2 separate regions of the Homo sapiens genome follow, and region 1 is linked to region 2. Evidence: chromatin loops called from intact Hi-C (ENCODE). Cell type or tissue: heart right ventricle. All regions are shown on one strand. Each heading gives the region's core, and the rest is flanking DNA. Links, peaks and the distances in the headings are about the cores only.

The links. Hi-C counts contacts between places; a loop is a spot of excess contacts. Peaks named below come from ENCODE experiments on the same cell type or tissue, not always from the same donor. Only the 100,000 strongest peaks of a DNase experiment are listed, where the experiment ranks them.
Region 1: it touches region 2 in a loop (1.8-fold over the local background); 17 of 110 quality-filtered maps call a loop at or near these places.

The regions. Positions count from the first base shown.
Region 1 is chr1:61,168,183-61,180,468 of GRCh38, reverse strand. All of the region lies in intron 2 of NFIA (nuclear factor I A), which reads right to left. Among named protein-coding and RNA genes, the nearest start is that of NFIA-AS1, 79 kb to the left of the region's middle. In heart right ventricle, for the core only: no CTCF peak of the experiment used is centred there; a DNase peak (open chromatin) is centred at 7,142; H3K27ac peaks cover 6,602 bases.
Region 2 is chr1:61,112,231-61,124,516 of GRCh38, reverse strand. The region is part of intron 2 of NFIA (nuclear factor I A); the gene reads right to left. Among named protein-coding and RNA genes, the nearest start is that of NFIA, 36 kb to the right of the region's middle. RefSeq lists a silencer at 9,646-9,940. In heart right ventricle, for the core only: a CTCF peak has its summit at 5,305 (motif pointing right); no DNase peak of the experiment used is centred there; H3K4me3 peaks cover 1,275 bases; H3K27ac peaks cover 7,849 bases.

The sequences.
Region 1 (12,286 bases), core at 2,707-10,706, 55 kb before region 2:
TGTTTAATTTAATATATCCAATGAGTAATATAAATATTCTGGACCATCACTTCTACTTCAAAACCCAAAGAGGAAGAATTAAGAGTCAGCCAATCAATAGTGAGGTTTCCCATTATCATTTAAGGCTTTTGCTGGGCAATAAAGAGGCTCCATAGTGATGGCCCCTAAAAGCTCCTTACGGCGTCTTTGCCTCTTTAGGCCACAAAATCAAAGTATGAGTCAGAGGTGTGGGGTTTTTAATGTTCCCTCTTGAGTGACGGAGTTCAAGCCAGGGGCTAACTGGGGTGGGTGGGGTGAAGGAATGGCAGTGCTGGCCATGATGCTGGATGGGAGGGGACACAATCAGGGGCATCCACCTGCCTCTTTCAGTGTGACTCGTCCTGAGGAGTCAAGAGGTGCTGCAGAGAGGATGCTCTCTTAGCTATTCAGGCCATTCTCAGCTGTGTGAGGGCCAAATTCACATAATGCATAAAGAGTCCTGATTGACTCGATATCAGCCGCCTGTGGAAGAGTCAGCCTTTGGTCAGAAGATAAACAGAGTGAAAGAAATGAAAACCACTGTGGCTTCTTCTAAAGGCTGATGGACCTTTAGTCTAGTGCTTGATATATGGGGTTGTAAATCCAATCAAAATCAACTTTCACCCCCCAAAACATCTCTGCACTCGATAGGGGGCTATTGGAAATACAGTCTCACCTGGTGCAAAGCAGGGTTAGCAACTCTCAGTAGGCCAGAAACCAGATGAGAGAAAGGGGCCTACATAGGGTTTGAATCCCTTACCCTTGACTTTCAAAGCGTCAGGATATTTGAGGACAGGCTTCTTGAGCCAAGATAGCAGCCTTCAGGTGTGTCTTGTAAAGCAAACAGCTGCCCTCAAAGCTCTGCTAGCACCTAGTACTCCACCAGATTCCTCAATCAGGAGCTCCAATGGCAATGACTCAAAGGTGGCATGTCGCTTTATCATTTACAAACGCTTTTACGAATGGCATTGCATTTGATCCCTGTGAGGCAGCTATGTCCACTTTATAGCTGAGAAAACTGAGACTCGAACAAATTGACTTGCCCAGCATACAGCTAGTAAGTACAGAACTAGGAACAATACCCCAGACTGCCTGATTCCAAATCCTACCTTCTTCTCTTAAGAGGAATCCTAGCTTCACTGCCTCCTCTCCTGTCTCACTTGTTTATACAAGGTTGTCACCCCCAAAGCCAGGTGCATCAGTCTGGATGCATCTTTATCAGCACTGATGCTGGCTTCAAAAGCAAATGTAACAGAAACTATTGGTGTCCTCCCCACATGCTGCTCACACTCCGTGGAGGTCACCTGGAGCTGGGGCAGACATGCTGTCCAACTTGAAGCACAAACACCGTAGTCTCTCTGCCTCAGGGCTTTCTCTGTCCACATGGCAAAGTGGGGCAGGCTGAAAGGGCAGGGGACTTAATGCACTCAGGAGCAACTCTCAACTAGTGAAAGACAAGGAGTTGCTTCTCAGTTAAACAATGAGGCATGTTCTACAGTCTGTCAGGGAGGTGCCCACAGGCAGGGAGCCCAATCTCTCACAGTGATAATCTGCTCATTAGGGCATCCGTTATTGAGTATATGCCCTCACCATACTTCCTGGGATCACCTCCCAAATAAACTATAATACTTGCACTCAAAACCTTGTTTCAGAGTCTGCTTGTGAGGAAACCCAAACCACAGAAACAAGTATTAGCTCCTTTAGCAATGAAAGCCTGGCTTCGGGGTCCACTGCAAACTGTAAGCTCATGCTATTCCACTTCAATTAATTCGTTATCAAACATTATGCACAGAGTATGCATCATCCTTTTAAACAAGTGGATGACTTCCAATAAGGCTGCAGCCTTACCACAGTCACAGGGGCAAACACTGGAGATACACGGATTGAATCCTGATTCCACCTATCTGGTTACACATATCCTTCAGCAAGTTATTTAACATCAGTGATGATCAGCTCCTCCTATATGAAAGGAGGATAATGGCTCCTATATCGTGGTAGAATTGTTTTTTAAGGCATTTGGAAAAGCACCTAGCATATAGCCTAGGCACTTAGTAAAAATTCATCCTTATCACTAATATGGAAGCCAAAAGTATGTCAATATGATTTGGACAAATGTTAAAGAGGAAAAAAATTCTCAAGGTAACAAACTTTTTCCCCTATTACTTTACCTTCTAGCCATTTTTATTTAACCAAGCACAATTCAAATGCTTTGACAAACTAAACTAATTATTTGCCAGTGTGGGTGATATCACCCTAAAAGTTATGGGTAATACTCAACACCAGCTCTAAGTCAATGCCACAGGTACCTCAGCTGACCTTGGCAAATTTTCAAAGTGCAAAGCCATCCTCTACTTCATTTCTGCCTTGATCTCTGGCGATCTAGGGGAAGTGGGCAAAAGTAATAACTAGGGACCCACATAAGATAAATGAGCTCTTGTAAGGTGCCATATACCAATTCATGCGCTCGAAGGGAGATGAATGGTGCCTTGAAAGAGCTGATTTACTGTCTAAGGATAAAGTCTCCTATAGATCTTCATTAAGAATGCTAACTTCCCAAGGTTGATTTGCAAGAGTGGCTACTGTGTGGGAGAAAAGGCAAAAAATAAAGTTTGCAAATGTCAAGGTCTTACAGAACCAATAATAGAGTTGGTTTATTAAAGCTCCTCTCTATTCAGGATGGTTCAAATTTGAGGTGGGAGTTATGGAAAGGGGAGTCACACTAGCTGAAAATCAAGAGAGACTTATAGATTATAATGGTATTCCAACACACACACACACACACACACACACACACACAATAGAGAAAACATTCTTACTATAAACACTGTGCTAAATATAACATAACCTTTTATGATTCAGAACATATCTGAGGATCTTAGCAAGACAGAGTTAATTTCTCCATGCTTTGATTATCTTGTTAGAATAGGGATAACAATAGCTCAAGTTTTAAGCATTAAATGTGATAATGCATATAGCATCACTAGATAAATGGGAAAGTGTTAGACAACTATTACTTTTCAAAATCACGATTATTATTATGACTCTCACTGTGAATTCACCAAATCCTGTTGAAGATGTGTACAGAAGGCATAGGAGATTGAAATAACTTGACACATTTAAAGCAATCTTTGAACTATCTCCGGATAAGCTTCTTTTGCGTTTTTTCATAAATAGAGAGACCCAAATGTGGGAAGGAGGGAAATACAGTTACTTCTACTTTCCTATGTTTGATATTCCCAACAATTGCCAGATTTCCCTGTAGGGCATTTGAAAGGTTTTACCAAGCAAAAATGAAGATAAAGCACGGAAACATAACAAGTATCTCTCTCTTTTTTTTTTTTGGTTGAGACAGAGTCTCGCTCTGTCGCCCAGGCTGGAGTGCAGTGGTGCGATCTTGGCTCACTGCAAGCTCTGCCTCCCAGGTTCACGCTATTCTCCTGCCTCAGCCTGCCGAGTAGCTGGGACTACAGGCGCCCGCCACCATGCCCAGCTAATTTTTTTTGTACTTTTAGTAGAGACGGGGTTTCACTGTGTTAGCCAGGATGGTCTCGATCTCCTGACCTCGTGATCTGCCCGCCGCAGCCTCCCAAAGTGCTGGGATTACAGGTATGAGCCACCGCGCCCAGCCCAAGTATCTCTTGAATAAATGAATTTTTTAAAAATCAGTTTATTGCAATTTGATTCTGCTCATATTAAAGAATGTATACAAGCATAGAAAAAAAAATTTTTAAAGAATATCCATCTATCATTTTATAGTAGTTCTTCAAGTAGTAAGATTAAGGTTAACTGTAGTATTCATCTATGTAGTTTTTCTTTTTCCAAATTTTCTAAACTTAAGATAATATTACTCATTTATAATAAGAAAGAATTTTTAAAAATATCAATAAATTTTATATGAAAAAAGCTTTAAGTGGAAGTAAGCAATCAGAGGGGAGAAAATCCACTCAGCCAGATGTTTTATCTTCTGGTACGCTAAAAAACCAAAATAGATTTTATTTCTATCCTGTAAAACATCTGCTGAGATGAAAGGGGAACCTGGTAGGACTTAGTTTTATAAGGCAATTTAAGAGGACTTTACTATTCATTAATTCATGCCTGCCTCCTGCATACTACGTTTACGCCCCAACTTAAAATGACAGCATTTATAATAAAAAAAATGGCAAAAATTAAAAAGGGTGGGGGAGAATTATCACCCGGTAAAAGATAAGTATGGCCCTGCTAGGAGACTTTCACCAGCTGCCATGAAGCCTTCCACTAGAGGTGACACAGCAGTTAGCTGCAGGCTTTCCTAAGCGGACTCCTGCCTTGCTCTTCGGCCTGGGCAGAACTAGGCACAACTGCTGGAACACACCCTGTTCTCCCCAACCTCTCTGCTTTTCTTTACACATGCCATGCTTCCTATCTCCATCCTGCACCAACCCTTTGCCTCTCAATTCCCACTCATCCTCTGCAACTTGGCTTTGATGGGGTCTCGTGCAGAAAGATAGCCCGGGGCACTCTGCATTAATTCTATCACAAATCAAGCTGTATTGTCTTTGCTTTTCTTTCTCCCCTGGACTATGAGCTTCGTGATGGCATGACTATTACAGTTTGTGGCACAGAGTAGGTGTCAAAAAAATTGTTGCATGAGCAAGTGAGGAAGTGACTGACTATATAGCTAGCTGTGACCTAAGAAGGAAAGAGACACTTGCAGAAGGCAACCACATGAAGATGTAGCTTACCTGTGAAATAACTGACTTACACAGACTATGACATGTGACAATAAATAAATGTAACAATCATCTGCATAAATACTGGCCTACTAGAATAAGGCTTCCTATAGTGTAGGTTCATTTTTAATACTGCCTTTTTTGAGGACCTGGAGGAGGTATGGCATTGTTACCTTGCTAAATACCATTTGGTACTCTACCCTAACAATTACAATGGTAGAAAATGACAACAACATTCAATAATAGTTTTTCCCATCTATAGTTATACAACATTTTTCATAAACTCAAAATCATGATAAGGGCCAGGCGCTGTGGCTCATGACTCTAATCCCAGCACTTTGGGAAGCCAAGGCAGGTGGATCCCTTGAGGCCAGGAGTTTGAGCTCAGCCTGGCCAACATGGTGAAAGCCCGTCTCTACAAAAAATACAAAAATTAGATGGGTGTGGTGGTGCGAGCTTGTAGTCCCAGCTACTCAAAAGACTGAGGCAAGAGAATCACTTGAGCCTGGGAGGCACAAGTTGTAGTGAGCCAAGATTATGTCACTGTACTCCAGCCTGGGCAAGAGAGTGAGATCCTGTCTCAAAAAATAATAATAATAATAATAATAATAATCAATACAGAAAAGTTTAAGTGTCAATGCTGAATAATGCTTTGGTGCCTGGCCTGTTAATATTCAATAAATGCCAAGGTTTGAGATGTGTTTTTTTGTTTTTTTTTAAATCCTATACACTGGCATTGGGGAGGAGGCCACATTTTCAAGAATACCAAAATCTAAGCATGTTCTAGCTACAAAGGTGCTCCTCACTGCATGCCAGGATTCTTCCCAAATAAACAAATCATCTCTTGTTGGGTCCCATCAAAAGTGCATCCAAAAATGCTAGCTTTTCAAATGCAAAGCCCAACTTCAGTCTCAGCAAATGTGACTCAAGCTAAACGTCTCAAAGACATGATCTGTGTCTTCTCATCCTTTTACCCTAGGCATATGTATCCATCATAGTATCAGGCACACAGGAGGTACTCAAAGTTTATCACATAGAACCAAAACAATTTGCCCTTCCACATCATCTTGTGGAATCAAAAACAAAACCACACTCCTCTTTCTCAGTTTTCAATGCAAATGGCAGATGTCAGCTACTCAGTAGTTTTGGAGCACAGAGTAGCAGCTTTATTTACTTACTTCCTCTTTCTCACCTCCCCACTCCAATGCCAGATGAGACCAGGAGTAACAAATTCTTCTAAAAGGTGTGGTATACCATCTCTCTGCCCCTTGCACTGCACTGGATTCATAATTGAGTGTGGAATTCCCCAACCTTTCCATTAAAAGTCCATTTGATTTTTAGACCACATGGAAAGCAAAAGAAACCATCTGCTTTGTGAAGTGTGTGTAGGCACGCTTGCAGCTTTCGGAGCAGGTAACACTGCCTGGGAAAAGCCTCCACAACAGCTTTGCAAACTACCCTGGCCTGCTGAGAGCGCATGTGTTTCAAAATCAAGGAAGGCTGGGAACAGACCCAAGGCAGGGCTTCAGTAACCACATTTAGCCGCCGACCTCTCCATCTGCATAATGCCCTCACCTTCTAAATGTCTCTTCCTTCAAGACACCTCACATCTGAAGGGGGAAAAGATGAGAGACAAAATGAAAGCTGAAAGATAACAAACAGTGCTTACAGTGGAGAAAACAGTCAAATCCAAAAGCCATCCTTGTCTCCATCCACTTCTCTCGTCACCTCTACCCTTAGCATTTATCTCTATTCACTTTTCCCTAACACAGAATAATATTTATTTAGAGGATATTGAGTACCAGTCACTATGCCAAGGACCCTACATCCATTACCTCACTTAATTCTCTTAGGTACCACCCTCACCCCAGCTGTACAGAATAAACTGAGGCTGAGAAAAGCCACCACTTCTCCTGGTTACGCAGCTGGAAATGGGCAGGGCTATGCTGACTGTAAACCCAAGGCTCCCTCTGTGGCATGTACCCTCATTCTCCCAGGAATATCTTCAGAGCCCTGGCCAGAGAGGTGAGAGAAAACATAAAGGGGAATTAGGGCCAGGCACAGTGGCTCACATCTATAATCCCAGCACTTTGGGAGGCCGAGGCAGGTGGATCACTTGAGGCCAGCAGTTCGAGACTAGCCTGGCCAACATGGTGAAACCTTATCTCTATTAAAATACAAAAAAATTAGCAGGGCATAGTGGTGCAATGTCTGTAATCCCAGCTACTCGGGAGGCTGAGGCAGGAGAATCACTTGAACCCAGGAGGTGGAAGCTGCAGTGAGCCGAGATCACGCCACTGCACTCCTGCGTGGGCAACAGAATGAGACTGTCAAAAAAGAAAAGAAAAGAAAAGAGAAGAAAATAAATCTCAAGCAAGGAGAAGTCAGTGACTTGCCCATGATCACACAGTGAATGAACCAGGGCAGGAGGCCAGGTCCCTAGACACCCTTGGTCTTTTCCTGTTTTACTTACTAGCCAATGTGACTCTCTCAGATCTGTCTCTCCTTCAGATTTCCACGTTCCTCAGCAAGAACTACCAATTTTTCTTTCCTAGATAAGCAGTGAACTTTCCAAGGGTATCAAAACGGAATAGTGGAAAGAGCACTGGCTTTTGAGCTAGGGTAAAATCTAGGGGGCTCCAGTCCCAGTCACTGAGTGGCTGTGAAACCCTGGGTAGGACTTACAAGCACTCAGGTTTCAGGTTCCTCATCTGTAATTTGGAGGTAACAATACCTGCCCTCTCTACCCTAATGGAGTTGTCAGAAAAATCAAATGAGAAAATGAACGTGAAGAGTTCCTTATAAAACTGCAAATACTGTACAAATATAAAGGATTATTATTTTTGGATTCAATAGTCTTTCTCAAATGAATGAAGCCCTGTGTAGCTAGATTGTCGAGTTATGTTATAAATAACCAAGAAAAATGTTCTGATTCTTGAAACAATTTTACCAGCCTGCTCTCTCCCATGAAAGGACACTGTTTGTAAAATAAATTAAATCAGCACTCCTTGCTATCTTCAGGACATAAATTGTTACTGGCTGAGGACAGGTAAGGGAATGGATATTTTCAAAGGCATACAGACCTCTGACTATAAAAAGAGCTGACCTTCCCTAGTCTAGAACACAGGGCTTGGGGCAAGATGGAAAAACAAAGGAGGTGTCTGCTTGTTTTACAACAAGAATTATCCAACATGGACTGCCTCATCTCCAACAGTGGTTGGAAGGGCTCAGATGCTAAAGTCAGCTTCTTGTTAAATATTTCAAGGGTGCTAATGGAACCAAAAGATCAACTCTGTTATGCATCAACAGGCTGGCTTTATCCTAAAACCAATTATAAATAAACTTCTAAATACAGCCTGCTTTAAATTTGTATTTTAAAAAATACATCCAACCTTCATGTCATTCGTCACCAGCACATATCCACATTATCTGACTCATCTAAAACCCACTTTTCTCTGGGGATACCATCCTCTGCTTCTGTGACCATTTGCCTCCAGGATCGTGGCTAATACAGAATTATTTCAAATAACTTCTAAAGGTTCCTTTCTCTTTAGGAAGCAGAAATTCACTGCCAAATACACTGCTTCCATTCACAAGATTATTTATGGCACTGATAATTAAATTCCAGTCACGTGACTAAGGAAGCCTGGGTTGAGAGGGGAAAGAACCCAACCGTAATTTCTAGAAAGATCCATAAATTACTGCTTTTCTCCCCTGAGGTTGAAGTCCTTGGAGCTCTATGGATTCTTCCTTAGCACTGACTCTAAGTTTGGAATCATCACAGAAATTCCTTTCTCTGCACTCAGTGACAAAGCTCTTAAGGTAAACTCTTTGAAATTACTCTTTGTATCAGCCCCTGAGGATTTCTAAGGGGTGCACAGGAAATCCCGTTTTTCAAGGACCAAATGCTGCTGTCTCTAGGCAAGCACACAGTTCCTATAAGTACAGAAGATGAGAATTAAGGGTACAACCTTATGACAATCTGTGCTCTCTTTCCCCCAACAAAGGCACACACCATCACATCCACACCCACACAGGTATAGCACCATAGGAATGATAGCCACAGGGAGGAGGATTCTCTTATTCGTCCTCAGATTAGATCAGCAGGCCATTTTCTCCATTTCTTCAAGAAAGACCTACCAAAAACCTTTCCTAAATAAGGAAACTTCTCCTCTTCTCAAATCCTATATTCAATGTTTTAACAAAGATGAGGCTTTAATGAGTCAACGTAGTATGCATTATAGATAACAGTTATCTGTTATTATCACTTGGCTCAACCAGAGAAAAAAATGTCACCACATTTACTTGATTACTTTCAAAATATTTCATAATTATGTTTAAAATAAAAATACAATGAATAATGGCAGTCTAGAAGGAACATTAAACATTTTTTTCTCTAAGAAATACCTTCTAAAATATATCACATTTCGATTTGCTCGGCTTTTTATTTCAAGTAGATGGGTTAAACATCATCATCCTATTGTAATACTTTTTTTAGCCTGGAATAATTTTAGCATTTTAGAATTTTTCCACAGTCCTTTTTATTTAATGGTTTCAGAGAATATAATAAACACCATTTGATAAAAGATTGGGAATAAAAGAAACTGAGAGTGTAAATAAATCTTCCAAGGTTACATAGCCAATCTGGTATCCATTTTAAGGCTTTATACTAAGTATTAACACAAGCAGCCGTGTAGGCATGCCTACATAAACACACACACACACACATGCCACAGAGCAAAGGCAAACACTGCATTAGCAAGTTAGACATTATTCTCTATAAACTTTCTGCCCTTTTCTATTTAAGAAAGAATGTCTCTTTTTTTTTTATGAAACTGAAACAGTTCATTACTGTTTAAAACAACAACAAAGTCTGCTTCTTTAGAAGCTTATCAAGACCAAACACCTTTGTGGGTGCACCATCACTGATGTTGGCACAGCTTTGTGATAAGTGTCCAGCCGTTAAAAAGGCAGGGACACTAATTTTTGCTCAGTTCAGACCCTCTTCTAAAGTTCCAAGGTAAAGAAATGCTTCCTACTATACACCACGAAGAATGCAATTTTGTAGGAAAGTTCAAAATGTTACTGATAGTTATCTTTGTCATTTAGATGGCAAAAAAAGGTCTGGGGGTGTGGGGGAGGGCATATTCCCAGGCAAGAGTTCAAGTTTGGTTACAGTCCTAAGCATCCAGAAATCCTACACAGGCTAGAGTACAGGGAAATGCCAAATGCTATGACTCGACTGTGAGCACCTCCCAAGGCTATTTATTAGCAAGCTGGATTTCTGGGCCTATCCTAACAATGTAGGTCTTGTCCATAATTTGCCCAAGAGCCCTACAGCGTCTTGAAGGTCAGCTCAAGTTCACAGGCATTCCTCCTCCCCCATCGAGGTAAAAGGAAGTTCTAGAAAATGCTGTGGATCAGAGCAGCTGTGAACCTGTCCAAATGCCACTGACATTTTAGAAATCTTTCAGGGAGACAGGTGTGAGATTCATTCACTTAACCTCTGGGGTCAAGGATGCCTTTGGGAACTTGATGAAAGCCACAGCTGATGGTGTCCAGAGGTTGCAGTCAGACAGTTGTCTATGCATGAGGATCTCCAGGGTAGCTCTATATAGCCAGATGAGGAGGCCAACACAGTGCCTACAGGTACTCAATAAAATTGACTGCCTGACCTGTGCTAATTTACCATGCCTTCCAAACAACAAATGCCCAACGACTACATGGTAGGGGTAATGGGAAAAATCTTCCTTTCTGTACCACCAAAAATCACAATATAATGGCAAATAGAACAAATAACATTACTTTTATTTAAATACCAAAGAAGAAAGCTAAAAATCTTTGCTGTTCAAATTCAATCAGAAGAAAACTGGTTTACTCAACTAATATGGCTCAATGACCATTTCTTGAGCAGCTACTATGTGCAAGAAGCCAGGATTCACAGAGAACACCAAAGAATTATAAGGCCATTTCTACCAACTGGGAATTCAGAACCAAGTTGGGGAGAAAAAAAACAAGAAAGAGGTTACTGACATCATGGGCCATGTTTTAAACCGTTCGCTTTCCCCAGTAAGTAACACAGTGTTTGACAATAAGGGGCATTTAGTAAATATCGGTTGACCACCGAACATTACTGAGTACACGAACACCTAACACACAAGGTAGAATGAGAGTACTGAGTCCAGCCAAAAAGTAGGTAAGGTAATTGCACTGGAAATTGTGGACCCCTTTCCACATTTGGTTGGGGGTGTCCATAAAGTCTTCAGGAAGAGCTGATAGCATTTTAAATGCAGATTGAATGACAAATAGGATTCTACTGGACAGAGATGTGAGGATGGAAAGAAGAGCATTCCTTGGGGGGACAAACTAAGAGAATGCAGGGTGAGAAGTGTCCTGGAAACAAACAGCAAGAAATCAAGTTTGACTGGAACACAGAATAGTGGGAAGGAAAAAGGAGTAAATATTTAGAATCCTCTCTTCTGTGCTTGTTACACAGCTGGAAAAACCAGGCTTCAGACCTTCTATGTTGCCTTTTAAGCTTGCAGCAGCAGGGGAAAAAAAACTTGGAATATTTATCTAAAAGCTTTCAAGATCCACTAAAATGACTTTTTTTCCTTTAGGGAGGAATTGACTAAATTTTGCAAATAAAAGATCCCCTTAAACAGAGTCAAGGCTAAGTTTAACAAGTTGCTATTTTATGCATTTAGGCTTCCCACAAACAGAGCCTGATAGGAGGAGCAGAAGTTTCACAGGTTTGTTCTTTGTTTTATATAGCTGCATCTTCTCACCAACAAAATTATGATAAGACAGACTTTGTTTTCTAAACAAACTTAGGGCCTTCCATAAGCAAAGGAAGTAAGTCTTGCTGCAAAAAAGGAAATGCTGATAAGTTGGTAAATGAAAAATATTTAACAGCCATTCATAATTAAGTTTTCAAAAAACTGTGACCAAAGCTGTGGGTTTGTAGACAACACCAAGATTGCTATAGCCAGGGCTTAATTTTTCAAGCCTTAGAAAAGAGATACATAACCTCCATCTTACAAGCATGAAATAGTCCTGGAGTATTCCAAATATATTTTGAATTTTAAGGAATATAATCCAAGAATTTTTCATTGAACACCTTCAAAAATCAAGGTCATAAGAATATGTTGGTGTTCATAATCTTCACATATCTCTAGTTTAGGAAACTGAAGCTAATTCCTTTAAGAAATTCCAAACAAACAAAGTCTCACCCAGCTGTATATTTAATTCTAGTTAATGTTATAAATAATGCTGTTTTATTTAATCATTCCCCATCATAAAAGGGCAATTTACTAGGGTATTTTTTATTTCAAAAACTATAACTTTTTCAAATATATCTCTCAATATATACCTTTAATATACATGCACACGCAGAGACAGCCAATTTAGGCAGAAGTAGGTGTCACTGAAATCAGTTGCTTTAGAAAAATAATGTAAACATAAGTCAATGCTTGCACTTCCACAGAAGCAGTGGTTTTTAAAAATCACAACTGGTCTTTGCACTATTGATTAGGGCTTTGCTTTTCTATATCTGTATG
Region 2 (12,286 bases), core at 1,885-9,884:
GGAATGCCTGCTCCTCTTGCATGTCAAAATAGAAAATCCTTAAGAAGGATTTGTAATACAATTCTTCCTGTCTACACCAGACAGAATTGACTTTTCCTGTTTTTGTGCACCCATATCTCATATACAACACTCTCTACATCGTTCAACCACAGTATGTTTCCATTGTAAGACCTGGAGTTTCATAAGCATAGGACCCAGTCATACTTGTCTATGGATCCACAATGCCTAGCTAAATAGGTAGCCCACAGAACATCCTCACATTTGCCTCAATAAATGGTTGCTGAATTGACTTGAGTCAAAGGAAGCACTGAAGGCCAAGAAGCTGAACGACTGGCCAATGATCATACACAGCTAGAACAAGAACTCACTACACCAGCAGTCCTCTCTCTCCTCTTCCACACCAACTCCCTATATTACAAAACATGATCCTAATGGCTCATTATTTTATTGTCTTTCAAAACCAATTGTTCTTCCTAGAACACTGAAGCAACTCTTCCTCTAGGAGGAGGTATCTTTCTCAGCTTCAAGAAAAAGGAATCTGTTTTGCCCAGTATTAAATAATTTGATAAAAGCTGGTAAAACAGAAAGGTTTTTACACATGCAAATCTGCCCTTGCACCCAATTTCAATTCTCTTATTTTCCTGATCTATATTCCTGCTCTCCAGATGGACCATCAGCTTTATACCAATGCCAGCAACAGCTTGTGTATTGTTTGTTTAAAACAAAGATGATGGATTAAATATCATATGCAATGTGAGGAAAGAGGTTAAGGCTAATATTCCTGTTCTGAAATATATCATTAAGCCAAACCATGTAGCCTTCCCCCCTCACTGGATTTGTATAAATAAAGATTTAATTTTATTTTTCAGAGTCATAAGAGGAAGCATGCATTCATCTAGAATATGGAGCCTTTCCATCGCTCCAGATTTATTCTTGTTCTAAGGCATCATTACCCTCCAAATTATACAGACTTATGTCATTTCACTGAAACACTCATTCACCCATCACATGCCCAGATCCAACAGTAACACTTTTGTTTTAGAATTATGCCAAAATGAGCAAACTTGAAATTCTTTCACCTATATTTGAGTACTATGCAAAATGTCTTGAATCATCTCAAATAAATTCCAACCAAAAAATCTACAATTTCAATACAAAATATACAAACGAAAGAAATCACAGTGTAGGTCTCTCTCTCTGTACCCTCTGCACTATTACATGAAGCTGCCTACAAAACAGCTGCCAGTAGGATGGCCTGCGTATCAAAACCAGCCTCACTATGCAGGTTTCCCGCCCTGGCTGTGGGCTCTGTCCTATGTATTTGAATGTTGTCTCCATTAGAAAAATGATTTAAGGGAGGAAAAATTACATTTAGAAGCTAGAATGGAAGAACGTGCAAAATACAAAGATAATTCCATAAAGGGATTCTGATGATAGGATATCATTTAAGTAGATTATCATCAACGGAAGAATACTGATTAGGGGTTAGAAGTCCCACAGGGAATCTCTCTAGAAGAATCCAAAAGTAGAACTCTCCATTTCTCCTGGATACATGGACATACGTACTGAGTAGAAATGAAGAGCTTGGGCTGGGTGGGGGAGAGCATTAGGAAAAATAGCAAATGCATGCTGGGCTTAAAACCTAGAAGATGGCTGACAGGTGCAGCAAACCACCATGGCACACATTTACCTATGAAACAAACCTGCACATCCTTCACACGTACTCCAGAACTTAAAAATTTAAATTAAAAAAAGAAAAGAAATGAGCAGCTCATCTGGAACAGACAGAAATGCAGAGTCTAATCCTAGACACAGTCCACACATTGGTTTCTGGACCAAACATTCTATTACTCTGCCATTTCTACCAACTGGTCAGGTTAAAACTTTATTAAGGCTGGAATTTGGCCCTCCCCAGTTGCACCATGAAGAGAAAATATTTAAAGAAAGGTGTTTTGCAACTCCTTTGTTTGGGATTAGTGATACAATCTGTAGTGCTACCACCACTTTCTAGATGCCAGCTCAATTACCACCTTTTTTTATGTCAGGAGAGAATAGTAGGTAGGGTGTATGTCTAACGAGACACTCAGCAACACCGTGCAAACTCTGGGATACATGCAAGTTAGTCTAAAACTTTACAATATAACTCTTACAGCAACTTGACTGCTGAAAGCACAGTTAATCCAGTCTTACTGCACTATAACTCTTTACCAGTTTATAATACCGGATTGCCATCTTCTCTTGTTAGTTTGCACATGTGAGCATATTAGTAGACTAAAAGGCATACACAAGCATCCAGACAAATAAAAAGAAACTATGATACAGTATGTTCCCATTCGTGGTATTAAAAAAATGGCCACAAATACATGATGGGTAAAATGACACATTAATAAACTTAACTTTTAAATATGGAAAACTCCCATTCACAATCACAAAATATACATTTTATGTAGGACCTGGATGCTAAAATGTGCGTTAAATGAAACCTATGGTCCCTTATAACTATAACATCCTATGATGCTTTGAGTGTCTTTTTATGTATGTATTTGCTTGGATTTTTTTTCTTGTCAGGGAAGGTAGCTCCAGCCTCCTTCTGGAATAGCTTTCCACCTACATATCTTCCTACTGCAATGACACAAGTTGAGCTGACTGCACAGTGATGTAACTTCAGGATTAAAAGAAAATGAAAAAGAGAGTTCTACCCCAGTCCTTCATGCTATCACCACCAGGGTCCAGCTAGTGAACATTTTGTTTTATCAAAATACTAGAGGCTACACTAAAATGGTTCCTAACAGGTTAGGTTAAAAAATTTTCCTTTCTTTTAACTTATTGAGGGTAAGAGGGAGAAAATTACAAGGAGAGCAGAAAGATTCTTTTATGTTACACATCTACCTATGGAGTACAAATCCTGTGTCCCATAAAGAAAACTCTATTTGTGCTGAATGTATATTTACCATTTCCTGCTAATGAAGTAAAAACTGATTCCAGATGAACAGAAAAAATATTTTAATTTTCACTGAAAATTAATTCCAGGGCAAAAATGCAAGGCAGTTTTTTTAAAACCTATAACTCTGTTGATCCATTTCTGATTTCCTGTGCACGCATTTTACTCCCTAGAATTCTTGGGGAGGAGGAGGGTCAGTTTGTGATAATACAGCATACTTTTACATTCCGAGCAAAAGATTGCTAATTTCTATCTAGAAACCAAAGAATTCACATGTTTTCTTTCCCAAAAGAGAAGGTTTTTTAAACAGCAATAAAATAACAGCATAGCATATTACCTAATAAAACAAGAGTTCAAAGAGCCCTGGGAAAAGCAGAGTTAAAGATGATCACTTAATCAACCTTAACTCACACTAGGATATTTAGCTATTGCATCATTTGCAGTACACAAGTCACACGCTGTCCTCAGTCCACTCCATTGAGTAACAGACAATGCAATGCTTTAAATTTGATTTCCTAATGTCCTAGATGTCAATTTAAGACCTTACAATGCTAATACTTTTATCATAAATGTACTGAAGATTTTTTAAACTGTCCCTGATATTATGGCTAACAGATACTGTTCACAAAATATATTACAAGGCACTAATTAGATATCATAAAATGCAAAGTATGGCCGTGTTCAAGTTTTAAATCTAAAGTGAGAAATTGTAAACTTGAAAGGATCTTATGCCCCAGAAATTTCTTTTGACTTTTAATTTCCAATATTTCCATTCTCCTTAAATTTAGAACCAGCAAGCTATTTAAAAAGTAGTTTGTGGAAGAGCCACTTTCAGTTTTAAATGGACTTAACTGCAGATTGTTAATAACTTCCAAAATGCAAACTGTAGAAGGCCTCGTATGTGCTACCTTGATCACTTTTAAATAAATTTCCAATAATGTCTTTTGAGATGGGACCAGAAAAATGACTTTATTGCTTCCCCAAAGGCTTCACTTACAAGCTTATCACTCTTTTGATGGCAGCTCTGTGTGACTGAAAACTGTCACGGTCACGGCAGACATGAAATAAGTGGACATTAGAATAACAAAACGACCAGAGTGTGCCTGGAATGCTCAACCCTGTGTAGTAACAAACGTTGATTTTGATTCTAACAATATTTCCAAACAATCCTTAAATCTGGCAGACAGAAAGAATACTAATCACCTAGATAAATGTGTTTCTTCTACATTCTGGAGGAGTGCCATAAGAATATATCAAGTTTAGTAAGCTTATGTGAGTGGCTCACTGTCCCACTTGGCATTACTTATTGAATTTCATATTATTTTATTAGGATGTTGATACAGACACTATGTAAAACTCTACAATTAAGTTAATTCAATCTTGTCATCTCACATAATTACAAATATTACAGAGCTCAAACCAAATCAATGGCCAAGTGTACACCACAAGATTTAAACCAATGAAATCTGGTTTGACATACAGAAACCATAAAATTCAAGAAGGGGGAATGAATCCCTTTACCTTGGCCTTGATTATCCAAATATGTTACCCATATAGATCAGATTTCTTTGCGATGTGGGCATAACCTACATGCAGGTAATGAACTACCAACCCTCTAAATATGCAAACTTCTTCCTTCAAATGTTTATTTTTCAAACAATATCAAAGTTGGTAAGACACAGATGAGCAGGGCATACAGAGGCAAGGCTGTTAAAATTTAAGAGCATTAAATACAAATATCTACTCACCAGGTATCAACCTGATGCATGATTACTAATTCTTCACGGAAAATCTACATACTCTCATAATAAGTATTTCTTCACCCAAGAAGGCAAGCAAACACTATAATGAACACACATTTTGATAATAAAGATTTTCAGTTATAATAAGTAACTCAAACCTTCAAACCTAAGAATTGAATGTTTTTTAATTCAAATTTTAAAGTTTCTTTAGTCTGAGTCCATGCAAAACTTTAGCAAGAACTATCACAAGTTATTTCAGTCATACAAATTATTTAATGAGCACCCATGCAATCTATGCCAAATAAAAATGAAGAACAGTGCAATGCCAACTTCTCTGATTAATGCATCCTTAGCTTACATTTCCATACAGTTTCTCTTAATTAAAGACAAACAGAAATTTCCTCTTACTAAACAATTTTACGTTCAAGTTTACTTTCTAGAGCTATTTCTAAAAGTGTATATCATTTGTTTTGCTGAGTAACTGAATTACCTCATATGATAAAGCTATTAATTATGTGGACCTGGTAACAAAGGAAGAGCACTTGGCACAGGAACAGAGACGAGAGAGTTTACTAGTGGGGTGGACTTTGGGCCTTGAGTAAGCCAGGTTTTGTAAGTAACACCAGGGGGAAACATACCTACATAAAAGCTAAAATTACCAATTATACGTGCAAATATTTAAGATTTCACAGGAAAAGATTAGCTAATTAAAAAGGTTTGAATACATTATACCTTTCAAAGGGAGATCATAATTTATTGTAATAATTTTTCTGAAAAAATTAGCCTGAATAATTTCCTGGTTGTATTATAGGAGGAAAAGACCTATAATATCTTTCATATTCTGTACATTTTTTCAAAGACTACTGAGATGTTTTCCTAGATCAAAGCGATCCTCCTCTGGTCTGGATGGCTACAGCAATTATTTCCTTGAATTATGTTTCACACTTGCCCTCTGCTGCTATAACAGCACATTCCAAAGCCAAATGGACCTGGATTCAAATGCTGCCTTTACCACCACTGCCTATTCTGTGTAACCCTGTGGCAAGCTGCTCTCCCGCCAATATGAACTTTATTTAGGTCACTCTCCCTTAACTGTCCAGCCATAATGGCCTTCAGTCTCTGGTACACACACACACACACACACACACACACACACACACACACACACACACACTCATCCCGACCAAACTTTTTGCACTTGGTCTTCTCCTTACTTGGATGCTTAGTATGAATGCGGCCTCATCCTTCACATTCCCATCTAAAGCAGGTCCTCTTAGTTATTCTCTATCACCTTGCCTGTTTCCTTTAGAGATCTATCACATTAGAAATTATTTTGTTTATGTACCCACATACTGTTTCCCACACTCAAAGTGCACACTCCATGAGACCAGGGCTGTCTCTGTGCTGCTCACTGCTGTACTCCCAGTATCTAGCACACTGCCTGGTATACAGTGGGCAGCCAACAACAGTTGGCTGAATAAATAAACCACCTAAAATAATATTGATTGAAAACATCATTACATATAGAATTATTTTCTCCATTCAGATTCCCAGAAGTGATCATGCTGATTCTGAATAAGAATTCTTTTCCTTTCTTTAGCCAGACAATATTTCTTTTTTTTCTTTTCTTTTTTTTTTTTTTGTTCTTTGAGACAGAGTCTCACTCTGTTGCCCAGGCTGGAGTGCAGTGGTGCGGCCTCAGCTCACTGCAACCTCCACCTCCCAGGTTCAAGTGATTCTCCTGTCTCAACCTCCTGAGTAGCTGGGATCACAGGCGCCTGCCACCATGCCTGGCTCATTTTTTGTATTTTTAGTAGAGATGGGGTTTCACCATGTTGGCCAGGCTGGTCTTGGACTCCTGATCTCAGGCAATCCACCTGCCTCAGCCTCCCAAAGTGCTGGGATTACAGGCTTGAGCCACCACGCCCGGCCAGCCAGACGATGTTCCATAATTTGTGCCCCACTGGAAAGCAACTAATGAACTGGTACCTACTTTTATCACGAGATTATAGAAAATTTGAGGCTACAGACTATGTCATATGCTTTCATCACTAAGCTCAAAGCCTTGTACCCAGCAGGTGCTCAATAAATACATTTGAGAGCTTTAATACTAAATAATAAACTGCAGTCTGTCAGGACACCAAATTATCAAGCAACGATTATTAGTGAAATATACGATAACCTTGTAAAACACTCAAGATGTCTGCCAAGTAATAGTAAAACACAAAAATAGGTGCTGTATAGTTACATTAATATAAAAACTATGCCTATATAGTTACATTAATATAAAAACTGTGCCTATCCAGGAATCTACATTTTTTTTTCCTGTTCTTAACATTATTGCAGACTTGACAATAAAGGATTAAGGTGGAGAGAAACTAGTTCCTAAACATAAGACCTTAAACTTTCAGGAGGAAAAAAAAATGGTATTAGGGACACCAAGTTAATCCTATATCACAATCCAGTGATTCATTAGAAACATTCTTCTCTCTGGGGCTCATTCTTCCATCACTATGGAGGGATTTATATCCATAACCTCCATTAACATTAATGGAAGGTAGCCACATAATTTCACCAGAAGTCCACTAGAGAATCGGGCCTATAAGAGAAAAAGCTTTCATTTATTAAGTTTATAAAGAATTCCTAGTATAACACAAATAGCGGTGTCTCTGTTAACTGCCCTGATGGGTGCAATCATGCTGGAGAGGGTGAAATTGAACAATTAAACTAATTCTGCTATATTCACAGAAAATATAGTTCATAAAGCTACATGCTTCTAATACCTTCCTCTCAACAAGAGACTATCCTTTGATTCCCTACTGTAATTTCAAAAGCAAATAGTATTTTAAAAGTATTTCTTGTCATAAAAAAGGCATGCTTTAAAATGGAATGTTCTAACAAAATACACTCACACATGCAGGAAATAAGGAATTTACAAGCCAACACAAGGTCATTATTTAATTTTTAATTAGGTTTCACCTAACAATGGAAAACTAAGTCTTCCTTCATCCATTTAACAAAATGCTCATTTAGAATACTCCATGGCTTAGAAAGCTTCTGAACAGATGTCTAAAATGAGAATTCAAGACTCAGGAAAATATGAAACTCACTTTACTCTGTTCTCAAGTGATGTGATAAACAAACAGCCTCACCCACTGCAGTCATCGTTGATAATTTATTTCTAGAGTCTGATGACTATACGGCAATTCACTTTGCTGATGAAACATTCTTTATTTGGGTGGGATGCACACAGAAAACAACTTAACGAATGTCATTCCCACAAGATAACAGACCATCGAGAAGATGCATGCCAGGCAGTACTGCATCAAAAAACCGCTTTTCACCTATCAGAAGATGCCTTAACAACTGACAGTGTTTATCAAGTGCACAAAACGTTGTTCCTGCTAAGCACAGTTTCAGAGCCAACTCTGTTTCTTCATTAAGGTCATCTAAACTTTCTATGCCCATGTTTTCTGCATATTTGCACTAAAAATCCTTACACTTGCAATTATTTATAGCAGTACTGGAAGTGGCAGATATGTACTGTAAGTTATTTTCATTTTGTTAATTAACTTAGGGTCTCATTTTCACTGTATACAAGGGCTTCCTCAAATTCCTAAGACAATTCTACTGATAACTGAGAACTCTCCTTCTCCAAGGTTATTTTAGGGTCTCTAATTTGGGCTTTGCTTTTATACCATTTAACTTTGTTGTAGCTGAGGAGCCCTAAGATGACAAGAAATCAGCATCATATTTAAACTCTCCCAGGGGAGGAAAAAAGGGGACTCCTCAAAACAAGGCAAAAAAAAAAAAAAACAGAAGACATGGCAGACACTCCTCAGATAACCACTGGAGGAAAGGCAGAATCCAGCTGCAGAGTGAAAGAAGAAAAAGAACAGGGAGAACTGTGGTCTTCACCACCTTTTTAGAGTTTCAAAAGTTTCATACTTTAAATTTATCGAGGGAACGTGAGGTTTCAAATGTACATTTGGGCCAAACTTTATGCCAAGGGATAACATGTCAAAGGCACCATATGTGGACCTTCTCCCTCTCTGGGGCAAGGGCAAGTGGACAAATGTTTTCAACATTGCCCATGAAGTTGGGAAGTTTCTCACGGGCAGCCTTGCTCAAGGGTCAGCACGAGGTAAAGCACGGGTGCTTGCTGAAGGAACAAGGATGGAAGTGAAGCATTACACACTCTATGCATGTGTGCTCTGCCTCCACGTGCCGTGTCCAGAACACACGCTACATATGCCCATCTCCATGCTCTGTCCCTGCAAGTCCCTTGCCAACCTTCGAGGCCCTGCTTTAGGTCATCTCCTTCACAGAAGCCATCCTCATTCTCTCCAGCTCAGAATCAACCCTGTTCTCTCCCTGGCCAAGTAAATCCCTTGTAGTCTATGTGTAAGACAGCATTTAATACATTTTGCCTCTTCCCCTTTGAATCTAGGGACATCTGGAAGGGAAGCCCAGCTTCCTGTTTTTCTCTATATTTCTTCTACCAACCTGTACCATGTTACCTTACTTCCAGTAAGTTATCAATATATATTTGCGGCTGGGTGCAGTAGCTCACACCTGTAATCCCAGGACTTTGGGAGGCTGAAGTGGGTGGATCACCTGAGGTCAGGAATTCAAGATCAGCCTGGCCAACATGGTGAAACCCCGTCTCTGCTAAAAATACAAAAAGTTAGCTGGGCGTGGTGGCCTTTGCCTGTAATCCCAGCTACTCAGGAAGCTGAGCAAAGAGAATAGTTTGAACCCGGGAGGTGTAGGTTGCAGTGGGCCAAGATCGCACCACTGCACTCCAGCCTGGGTGACAGAGTGAGATTCTAACCAAAATAAACAAAAACAAAACAAAACAAACAACAACAAATATATATATATTCACTTAATGTTGAAATGAATACTTCTACCTATGCCAGTGTATTCCAGCTTCCTGTCTGAATATTATATCCACTTTTCTCCTGATTATATTAAAATACCCAAAATGTGGTGTTTGAGATCAAATCTTTTCTAGTGTCTTGAAGGCACTCAGATTACATACTATGAACAAGGTAAATATAGAAAAGTGACAAGAGTGAAAAAAGTCACCATGCATACCATGTCCAAACTTATCAATGATAAACCATTAAAAGATAAGAAGAAAAGTCCAGGTCTTTCTCCTGAGTAACTCTGACATGACCTCAGCTTCCAATGAAGAGCAAATATTGACAATGAAACAGGCCACCCTCAAAGAGAAACGTGCTCCCTTAAAGCCAACTTTTAAAAAAATATAAGAAAAAATAATCTGGAAATAATTTTCCTCTGAAAGGAGAAAGGAAATAATGTTTTTTGCTTTATGTTTTGAGAAAGGATCTTGCTCTGTTGCCCAGGCTGGAGTGCAGTGGTACAACTGAGGCTCACTGAAGCCTCAATCTCCCTGCTCAAGTGATCCTCCCACCTCAGTCTCCTGAGTAGCTGGGACTACAGGCAAAGGCCACCACACCTGGCTGACTAAAAAAAAAAAATTTTTTTAAGATGGGGTCTTGCTATGTTGTCCAGGCTAGAATGTTCATTTTTTTTCTACATAGGTCTTTCTACGTATATAGAATTTGTTGCTATTTTAAGATAACAAAGAAATAACATGTGTTTTATCGTATAATGTTATTTTTGAAGTTTCAAGTACTACTCAGAATCAGAAACCATGTATTATCTCAAAAGTGCTCTTGCCATTTTGTATATTTTGTTTATGATATTACTCAGGGCACAGGAAATAAAAACCATCATGATTTATAATTTTGTGCCGAGACAAAGCTACTGTTCCACTGTCTGTCACTCTACTCTTGTTTTCAATGCTCCCTACATTTGGACTTCATGATTAATCCTTTCAAAAAAAACCTCTTGAAGCATGTCATATCCCTGTTCAAAAACCCTACATGATTCTTACTGCCTAGATCTTTAAATTGGCATTCAATACCCTCCGCTATGTAAACCCCCCATTCTAACCAAACTCGCCAACCGACCTGCTCTAGGACAAATCGTGCATATGTCTGCTTCTGCAGCTGTGCTCACGCCTTTCACCTGCTCTCCAACTCTTCTCTCCACCATGGCCTCTGCTCATTCTCTCATTTCCAAACAATCCTTCATCCACAACTCAAATCAGTTTTACCCAAGAAGCCTTCCAAATGGTCTCAATTCAGCATAAATTCTCTTTCAGATTTCTACCAAACATATTCTCTTTTTTTTTTTTTTTTTTTTCTGAGATGGAGTTTCACTCTTGTTGCCCAGGCTGGAGTGCAATGGTGCACTCTCAGCTCATTACAACCTCCGCCTCAACGGTTCAAGCAATTCTCCTGCCTCAGCCTCCAGAGTAGCTGGGATTACAGGTGCCTGCCACCATGCCTAGTAATTTTTTTGTATTTTTAGAAGAGACTGGGTTTTGCCATGTTGGCCAGGCTGGTCTCAAACTCCTGACCTCAGGCAATCCACCTGCCTTGGCCACCCAAAGTGCTGGGATTCCAGGTGTGATCCCCTGCACCTGGCCCACCAAACATATTCTCATTTGGTATTTAAAAATGTCCCTAAGAAGAAGTATGTTTCATAAAGCACGTCTACACTGTATATCTAGGATGACATCCTTCACCAAACCTAGTACAACTGATACAAACCTGTGAATTAAGAAACTTATCTCAAAGACAGTGATTTATAAGCCTTATAGAATCAAATTAAAGAATATATTGAAAGACTGTAATAAATTAGGATTAGCTATATATTATAAACAAAATGTTTTCAAAAGACGTACCATTTTAAGGAGAAATTTTCATTCCAATCTTATTCCTGATCTTATCACATTTTTAGGGCTAATGAAACACTAGAAATACTATTATAAATGAAGCATGCTAATTTTAATTCCTCAATCCACAGTCACTATAAAAATTAACAATAAAAAATCCTAAATTCTGCAGATGACATTGTATGTCCATATATGCACGATGTAATTAATGCAAGTTCAACAATAATAATCAATGCATATGAAATGAATGTTAGGCCTACAAAAGAAAGTGCAGCAGACTTTTGTGGGTTAGTATGAAAACGTCATTAATCCATTGTATGCAAACATGTCTCTAATTTTAAATGAGTTTTAAAGAAGATAGTTTATTAAATCACCCTCTAGGAAGCTAATGGCAATTGGGTGGCCATTAAACAGTAAGTTTCTGATTACAGATGTGAGCTATCACACATATAAGATCTGGGTAAAAACTACCTTTAATATACACCCTTAATTTTCAACAACAACAAAAAGACAATTACAAGACAATCTTAAGAGTCCAGCAATAGCCAAAAGAAACCTTTGACCATCAATAAATGACAGGAGCAGCTTAAAACTCTTATGTGTGCAAATGCACACACTTATCTACATGCATGCACACATATACACACACATACACCTTCATCATAACACCTAGTAAGTCATGGTTACTCTGTACTACTACATATAAATGATACTGTACCTTGATTTTAATTTCTTGTTATCATTACTTTAGGAACCAAAGTGTTGTGTGTGTTCAATTTTAAAAGTATACTAAAAATGAAGGATTCTAAAAAGAATAGAGAAATATATTAT